Regions from separate parts of the Homo sapiens genome. Here region 1 is linked to region 2. Evidence: chromatin loops called from intact Hi-C (ENCODE). Cell type or tissue: mesothelial cell of epicardium. All regions are shown on one strand. Region 1 has its middle 28 kb from the start of LINC02702. Region 2 has its middle 34 kb from the start of LINC02702.

Evidence for each region. Peaks named below come from ENCODE experiments on the same cell type or tissue, not always from the same donor. Only the 100,000 strongest peaks of a DNase experiment are listed, where the experiment ranks them.
Region 1: a loop joins it to region 2, with 15 times the contacts of the local background. A loop is called at or near these places in 1 of 110 quality-filtered maps.

Annotation. Positions count from the first base shown.
Region 1 is chr11:116,665,215-116,669,214 of GRCh38, reverse strand. No RefSeq gene overlaps it. Among named protein-coding and RNA genes, the nearest start is that of LINC02702, 28 kb to the right of the region's middle. In mesothelial cell of epicardium, no CTCF peak of the experiment used is centred here; no DNase peak of the experiment used is centred here.
Region 2 is chr11:116,603,261-116,607,260 of GRCh38, reverse strand. No RefSeq gene overlaps it. Among named protein-coding and RNA genes, the nearest start is that of LINC02702, 34 kb to the left of the region's middle. In mesothelial cell of epicardium, no CTCF peak of the experiment used is centred here; a DNase peak (open chromatin) is centred at 1,540.

The DNA of each region.
Region 1 (4,000 bases), 62 kb before region 2:
TGAATCTGGGCGCTCCTGTATTGGGTGCATATATATTTAGGGTAGTTAGCTCCCTTTACCATTATGTAATGGCCTTCTTTGTCCCTTTTGATCTTTGTTGGTTTAAAGTCTGTTTTATCAGAGACTAGGATTGCAACAACACCTGCTTTTTTTGTTTTCCATTTGCTTGGTAGGTCTTCCTCCATCCCTTTATTTTGAGCCTATGTGTGTGTCTGCACATGAGATGGGTTTCCTGAATACAGCACACTGATGGGTCTTGACTCTTCATCTAACTTGCCAGTCTGTGTCTTTTAATTGGGGCATTTAGCCCATTTACATTTAAGGTTAATATTGTTATGTGTGAATTTGATTCTGTCATTATGATGTTAGCTGGTTATTTTTCCCGTTAGTTGATGCAGTTTCTTCCTAGCATCGATGGTCTTTACAATTTGGCATGTTTTTGCAGTGGCTGGTACCGGTTGTTCCTTTCCATGTTTAGTGCTTCCTTCAGGAGCTCTTGTAAGGCAGGGCTGGTGGTGACAAAATCTCTCAGCATTTGCTGGTCTATAAAGGATTTTATTTCTCCTTATGAAGCTTTGTTTGGCTGGATATGAAATTCTGGGTTGAAAATTCTTTAAGAATGTTGAATATTGGTGCCCACTCTCTTCTGACTTGTAGAGTTTCTGTTGAGAGATCCACTGTTAGTCTGATGGGCTTCCCTTTGTGGCTAACTCGACCTTTCTCTCTGGGTGCCATTAACATTTTTTCCTTCATTTCAACCTTGGTGAATCTGACAATTATGTGTCTTGGGGTTGCTCCTCTCAAGGAGCATCTTGGTAGTGTTCTCTGTATTTCCTGAGTTTGAATGTTTGCCTGCCTTGCTAGGTTGGGGAAGTTCTCCTGGACAATATCCTGAAGAGTGTTTTCGAACTTGGTTCCATTCTCCCCGTCACTTTCAGGTACACCAATCAAACGTAGATTTGGTGTTTTCACATAGTCCCATATTTCTTGGAGGCTTTGTTCATTCTTTTTACTCTTTTTTCTCTAAACTTCTCACTTCATTAATTTGATCTTCAATCACTGATACCCTTTCTTTCAGTTTATTGAATCAACTACTGAAGCTTGTGCATGTGTCACATAGTTCTTGTTCCATGGTTTTCAGCTCCATCAGGTCATTTAAGGTCTTCTCTACACTGCTTATTCTAGTTAGCCATTCATCTAATCTGTTTGCAAGGCTTTTAGCTTCCTTGTGATGGGTTCGAATATCCTCCCTTAACTCAGAGAAGTTTGTTATTACCAACCTTCTGAAGCCTACTTCTGTCAGCTCATCAAAGTCATTCTCCGTCCAGCTTTATTCCGTTGCTGGCAAGGAGCTGTAATCCTTTGCAGGAGAAGGGATGCTGTGGTTTTTAGAATTTTCAGCTTTTCTGCTCTGGTTTCTCCCCATCTTTGTGGTTTTATCTACCTTTGGTCTTCGATGATGGTGACCCACAGATGGGGTTTTGGTGTGGATGTCCTTTTTGTTGATGTTGATGCTATTCCTTTCTGTTTGTTAGTTTTCCTTCTGACAGTCAGGTCCCTCAGCTGCAGATCTGTTGGAGTTTGCTGGAGGTCCACTCCAGACTCTGTTTACCTGTGTATCACCAGCAGAGGCTGCAGAATAGCAAATATTGCAGAATAGCAAATATTGCAGAATAGCAAATATTGCAGAACAGCAAATATTACTGCCTGATCCTTACTCTGGAAGCTTCATTTCAGAGGGGCACCCAGCTCTATGAGGTGTCATTCGGCCCCTACTGGGAGATGTCTCCCAGTTAGGCTACACAGGGGTCAGGGACACACTTGAGGAGGCAGTCTGTCCATTCTCAGAGCTCAAACTCCATGCTAGGAGAACCACTGCTCTCTTCAGAGCTGTCAGATAGGGACATTTAAGTCTGCAGAAGTTTCTGCTGCCTTTTGTTCAGCTATGCCCTGCCCCCAGAGGTGGAGTCTACAGAGTCAGGCAGGCCTCCTTGAGCTGTGGTGGGCTCCACCCAGTTCGAGCTTCCCAGCCGCTTTGTTTACCTACTCAAGCTTCAGCAATGGCGGACGCCCCTTCCCCAGCCAGGCTGCTGCCTCGCAGTTTGATCTTGGACTGCTGCACTAGTAGTGAGCAAGGCTCTGTGGGCGTGGGACCCGCTGAGCCAGGCGCGGGGCATAATCTCCTGGTGTGCCATTTGCTAAGACCGTTGGAAAAGTGTAGTGTTAGGGCGGGAGTGTCCCAATTTTCCAGGTACAGTCTGTCATGGCTTCCCTTGGCTAGGAAAGGGAAATCTCCCGACTCCTTGTGCTTTCCGGGTGAGGTGACGCCCTGCCCTGCTTTGGCTCATGCTCCATGGGCTGTACCTACTGTCCAACAAGTCCCAGTGAGATGAACCAGGTACCTGAATTGGAAATGCAGAAATCACCTGTCTTCTGTGTCAATCACGCTGGGAGCTGCATACTGGAGCTGTTCCTATCTGGCCATCTTGGAATGGACTTCCTCTGGTAGTATGTTTTAATTGATTGCTTTTTATTTGTAGTGTATTTATAGATTTTTGCTTTGTGGTTACTATGAGGCTTACAAGTTCTTCTAAACAGACAGCAACTTAAATTTGATCACAAAAATAAGAAACAAAGGAAAAACTAAACAAAACTCTACACTTTAACTCCACCCCTTGCTACATTTTGACTTTTGTTGTCTCAGTTTACATCTTTTTATTTTGCCTATCTCTTAACAGGTTACTGTAGTTATTATTTCTGATAGTTTTGTCTTTTAGTCTTCATACTAGAGACATGAGTGGATTACACACCACAGTTACAGTGTTAGAGTATTCTGAATTTGTTCACTTACTTTTACTAGTAAGTTTTATAACTTCAAATGCTTGCTTTTTGCAACCTTTCTTTCAGATTGAAGAACTCTCTTTAGCATTTCTTGTATGACGAGTCTAGTGATGAATTCCCTCAGCTTTTGTTAGTCTGGGAAAGACTTTCTCTTTCCTTCATGTTTGAAGGAAAGCTTTGCCAGGTACAATGTACTCAGCAGTTTTCTTTAAAAACACTTTAAACATGTTGTCCTCCTCCCTCCTGGCCTCTGTTTCTGGTGAGAAGTACGTTGCTAGACAAATTGGAGCTCTTTTATGTACTATTTGCTGCTTTTCTCTTGCTGTTTTCAGGATCCTCTGTCTTTGACCTTTGAGAGTCTGATTATTATATGCCTTGGGGTAGTCTTATTTGGGTTGAATCTGTTTGGTGGTCCCTGAACCTGGATATTTACATCTTTCTTTAGGTTTGGAAAATTTTCTTATTGTTTCTTTGAACAAACTTCTTACTCTTGCTGTTTCTCAACTCCCTCCTGAATGCCAATGACATACATTTGCTTTTTGGCAATTATTTTCTATATCTTGTAGGCATTTTAAATTCCTTTTCATTTTTTTCTGTGTATTTTCCAGTAAACTATCTTTGAGCTCACTGATTCTTCTGCTTGATCTTCCTTCTGCTGTTGAGAGTCTCTAATGTATTTTTCAGTTCAGTAAATGCATTTCTCAGTTCCAGGACTTTTGTTTGATTTTTTAAAAAATTATTTCAACCTTTTTGTGAAATTTCTGTTAATTTTCTGAATTGATTTTCTATATTACCTTGGAATTCACTGCATTTCCTTAGAATTGCTATTTTGAATTCTTTATCTGAGAGTTCACACATCACCATCTTGTTAGGGTTGATCACTGGCTCTTTGCTTTGTCCATCTGGGGAGGTCATGATTCCCTGTTTGCTGTTGTTTCTTGTGTATGTACATTTATGGATTTTCATTGAAAGATTAGTTACTTATTCTAGTCATCACTGTCTCACATGTTCTGGTCTTTCTAGGGTATATTTGCTTAAAGGTTCTTTGTAGCTGTCTGCAAGTCTCCTTAATCCTATATTGTTGCCTCTCTTTCTTGGCACTAGGTAGTGCTTTAAGCTCAGGTTTGCCTCAGCTCTCACGAAAGTTCAGAGCACTGTC
Region 2 (4,000 bases):
GGCATTGCTCAGCCCACATGGGACCTTGCTGAGCAGGCAAGTGGTGGTGACACCAGGCAACTGCAGCTCCTCTGCCTCCCAGAGATGAGGAGGCTCACACTGCCCTGGAGCCAGCTTTCAGACATGCTACTTCCTGCACAGAAGTCAGTGTAACACTAGGCACCTGCTAGGTTCTATGTATGTGCCCCCCTCAAATTTATGTGTCATATGTTGACACTTAAGCTCCAGTGTGATGGTATTAGTAGGCAAGGTCTTTGAGAGGTGATTAGGACATGAGGGTCCCACCTTCATGAATGGATTGGTGCATTTATAAAAGAAGCCTGACGGAGCTTGTTCACCGATTTTCCCTTGCCACTTCTGCCACATAAAGACACAACAAGAAGGCACCATTTATGAGGACTGAATTTACTGGTGTCTTGATCTTGGACTTCTCAGCCCCCAGAACTATCACCAATACATTTCTGTTGTGTATGAATGACCCAGCATAAGGCATTTTATTATAGCAGCAGGAAGGGACTAAGACTCTGCCACATTCGTGGGGGAAGAGAAGGGCATGGTGGCAGAGACCTAACAAGGAAATCCTCTAGAAGGACCCAGCCCAGCCTCACATAGTGAATGCAGAGTGTCTGCCTTCACTGGGAAAGGAGTGACGGGTATGGGCATTGGGAGAGGAACAGGATGGAGGGGAAATGGCAGGGAGGGAAAAGGTGGGGTCATACCAGAATATGGTGGAGGCTATTCATAAAGTAGAAAATCCCATCCCCAAGCAACCCCAAGATAATGTTATTATTATATTTTGTGATGGAAGAAACTATGACTTGGGGAAATTTAGTACAAGCAAGTGGGGGTAGGCTGAGCCTTTGAGGGTGGGAGATGAGTGGGCCCAGCACAGACAGACTGGGGCAGCCAGGGGCAGGGTGGGTGGAGTAGGACAGAGAGACAGTGGGGCTGGATGGGAAATCCTTCCCCTAAATTCTGGGAGGCTGGACTCCTGTGTCTATGCATCCCTTATGCATCTGGAGGAACAGGCATGCAGGAAACAGGGCACAGCACTTTGCCTGGGGATCTTGCAGTCCAGGGAGAAAGGCAGATGTGCACTCTGATAAATAGAATGTAGTGTGTGAGTTAGTGCTGGAAGGGGACGCATGAGTATGCACTGGGTGAATCCCGGGGGAAGCTATTGATTAGTTTCCTGATGAGGGGTCAGGGCCAAGAAAGGTTTCACAGAGGAGGTGGCACTGCTTCTATTGAGAATGAAGAGATTGGTTCTTAGGGTGTTGATACAGGTCAGTGATTTTCTAGGAGGAAGGTGTGTCTGCCCTGTGATTCAATATTTTATCACATATGATTCTCACAACAGCCAAGTCTTTATCCTTACCTCCACTTCACAGGGAAATATTGAGATTGAAGTGATGTAATGTGGTTTATGTCTTTCCCACCTTAATCCACTGACTGGGAGGGCTCCGTGTGAATGGGCCCTCTTGCAGGGGCATTGGTGCCCTCTAGGGGACTGTGGCAAACAAGAAAAGCATCAGCACCTTGGACAGGGCCCAGGGGCTGGGGAAGGTCCAAGTCTCAGGTAAGACGTTGGAATCCAGGGCGATGATCAGTGAAGCTCCTTTCCAAAACCCAGGGCCCCTGGAGTGGACACCATTATTTGTAAGATGATATAATCTGAGGTGCAAATGAACGTGAGCTGACAGACCACTGGGCTGATCTGTGACTGCTGTATTTGGAGATAGGTCTGTAGCACAGGGGATTAGTTAATGTGCTACTGTGTATGTGTGTGGGCGGAGGGGGGGGGGAAGGGTGGGGGGGAGGTGCATTTTGTCCCCATGCTCCCAAAGTCGTATTACCTTTGAGGGGCTGGGACAAGCTTAAGAGCCCCTGTAACATGCAAATATGTTAGCTGAGAGGAGATGTAGCACAGGTCAGTATGTTTTGATGGAGGGTTGATGAAAGGTCTGGATCAAGGGCCACTGTCCAGGGGGAGTGGGCTAGGGGGTGTACCAGAGTAAGAGGCCCCGTGGTATCCAAGGAACAGCAAGAAGGGGCCAAGAGTGGGTGAGGGTGGAGGATTCACTGAAGACAAACATGATAATGTTGCTTCCATGGTCTATGCTAGAGGTCAGGGTGGGATGGAAATCTTGGTCAATGAATTCTGCATTCCTGAAAAATTTATAAATGAGAAAGGTCACACAAAGACACATACATCTGAGGAGACCCCAGGAGAGAGGAAGGAATGCACAGCTACATACATATCACTAACTACACAGGAATGAATGAGAGGCCTGCTTGCACTGTTATCTGCACATATGCTGTTGACCGGACATCACAGGGTGGCATCCGAAGCTTGAGAATGATGATGATGATGAAGATGATGAGGATGCTGGTTTTCAGCTTCCTAAGTCTTCTGTACTCTCATTTAATACCTCCAAAAATCATGTTAAGTAGAAAATATTCTTTCCATTTCTCAAGTGAGAAAACAGAAGCACAGTGTAGATTAAATAACTTGCCTCAGGTCATACTGTAAAGCAGGACCAGAGCTCCCACTTGAAGACCCCAGGTCTTCCAATTTCAGGTCAAGAGCTACTTTTACTGGACCTCAGAAAGAGCCAAGAATCTCAACAACTCCTGCTTCTATGGCCCAGAACCACTTATCCAGGGCACATGGAGAGTCTGCAAATGCACTTGGGAGGGTTCCTCTAAGGACACAGACGTTGGAGAAGGCTAAACCTGGGTTTGAATTTTGGCGCCTCCTCTCATCGCTGTGTATCTTGAGTGAACTAGTCAGTTTCTCTGAGCCTATATTTCATTAGCTGCAAAATGGGGATAGCAAAATTGATACTGCAAATTGTATAGAATAAAAGAGGAGACGACATAGGAGTGACTGACAGTGCATAGAGTTACAGAGAATTCTATTTACTCCGAATGTCCAGAATCTGCCCCATTCCAGTGGGAAGCGGTTGACCTGGCAGTGGAGTGTCCTTCTTTGGAAGAATGCCACTGGAGGGGAGGTGGCAAGGGGAATCTGGCAGGGCTTTCCTGACCTCGGAGCCCGACCTCTTTCTGACCCGGGGGACCTCAACCCTGGAGATGCAAAGCAGGGCCTTATGGAGACATCCCATCCGGGCTGAGGCCAACTCCCATGGGCAGCAGCCAGGGCCTTCAGGAGGCAGTCTGATGAGGTTTTGTGCCTAGAACCGCAGGGTGGGGGAACAGCCCCTCCCCGCCCTCCAGGTTCTGCCTGGGGCTCTGCCTGCAGTTCCCGGTTGTCAGCAGGCAAGACACGGGGCAGCCGTGTGGGCACCGGTGCATGCGAGGTGATTGCCCCTTTAATGTTTAATGTGCTGAAAAACCATTAGACCCCGAAATGGACAAGTTCTTGGTTGGTAACATTAATTATTGTTAAGACTCGGTCACGCCTGCTTATTAGCAATTATGCATGGCATCTCCCAGGGTGCTCTGGGCCTTCTTCCCCTTCTTCCTTCACCTGGGGACAGCAGGTTTATGGACCACTGCCTTCAGGAGGCTGGAAAGGCAGTGCCAAGCACACAGGTGGTTGCCATCACTCCCCTCTGTAGCTTGGGCTTACTTAGGGCCAAAGAGGACCATCAGCATCTTCTGAGAGGGGAGGAGAAAGACCTTCCCATGCAAATTGGGAGGGTCAGAGGGATCATTGGATAGCATGATGCCCTTCACAAAGTATTTTGCTTCCATTATGTCATTCCTTCTATCACCCCCTTTTTTTTAAAGACAGTCTTGCTCTGTTGCCCAGGCTGGAGTGCAGTGGTATGAACTCAGCTCACTGCAACCTCTGCCTCCCAGGTTCAAGTGATTTTCCTGCCTCAGTGTCCCAAGTAGCTGGGATTACAGGTGCCCGCCACCACGCCTAGCACATTTTTATATTTTTAGTAGAGATAGGTTTTCACTATGTTGGCCAGGCTGGTCTCAAACTCTTGACCTCAAGTGATCCACCCACCTTGGCCTCCCAAAGTGC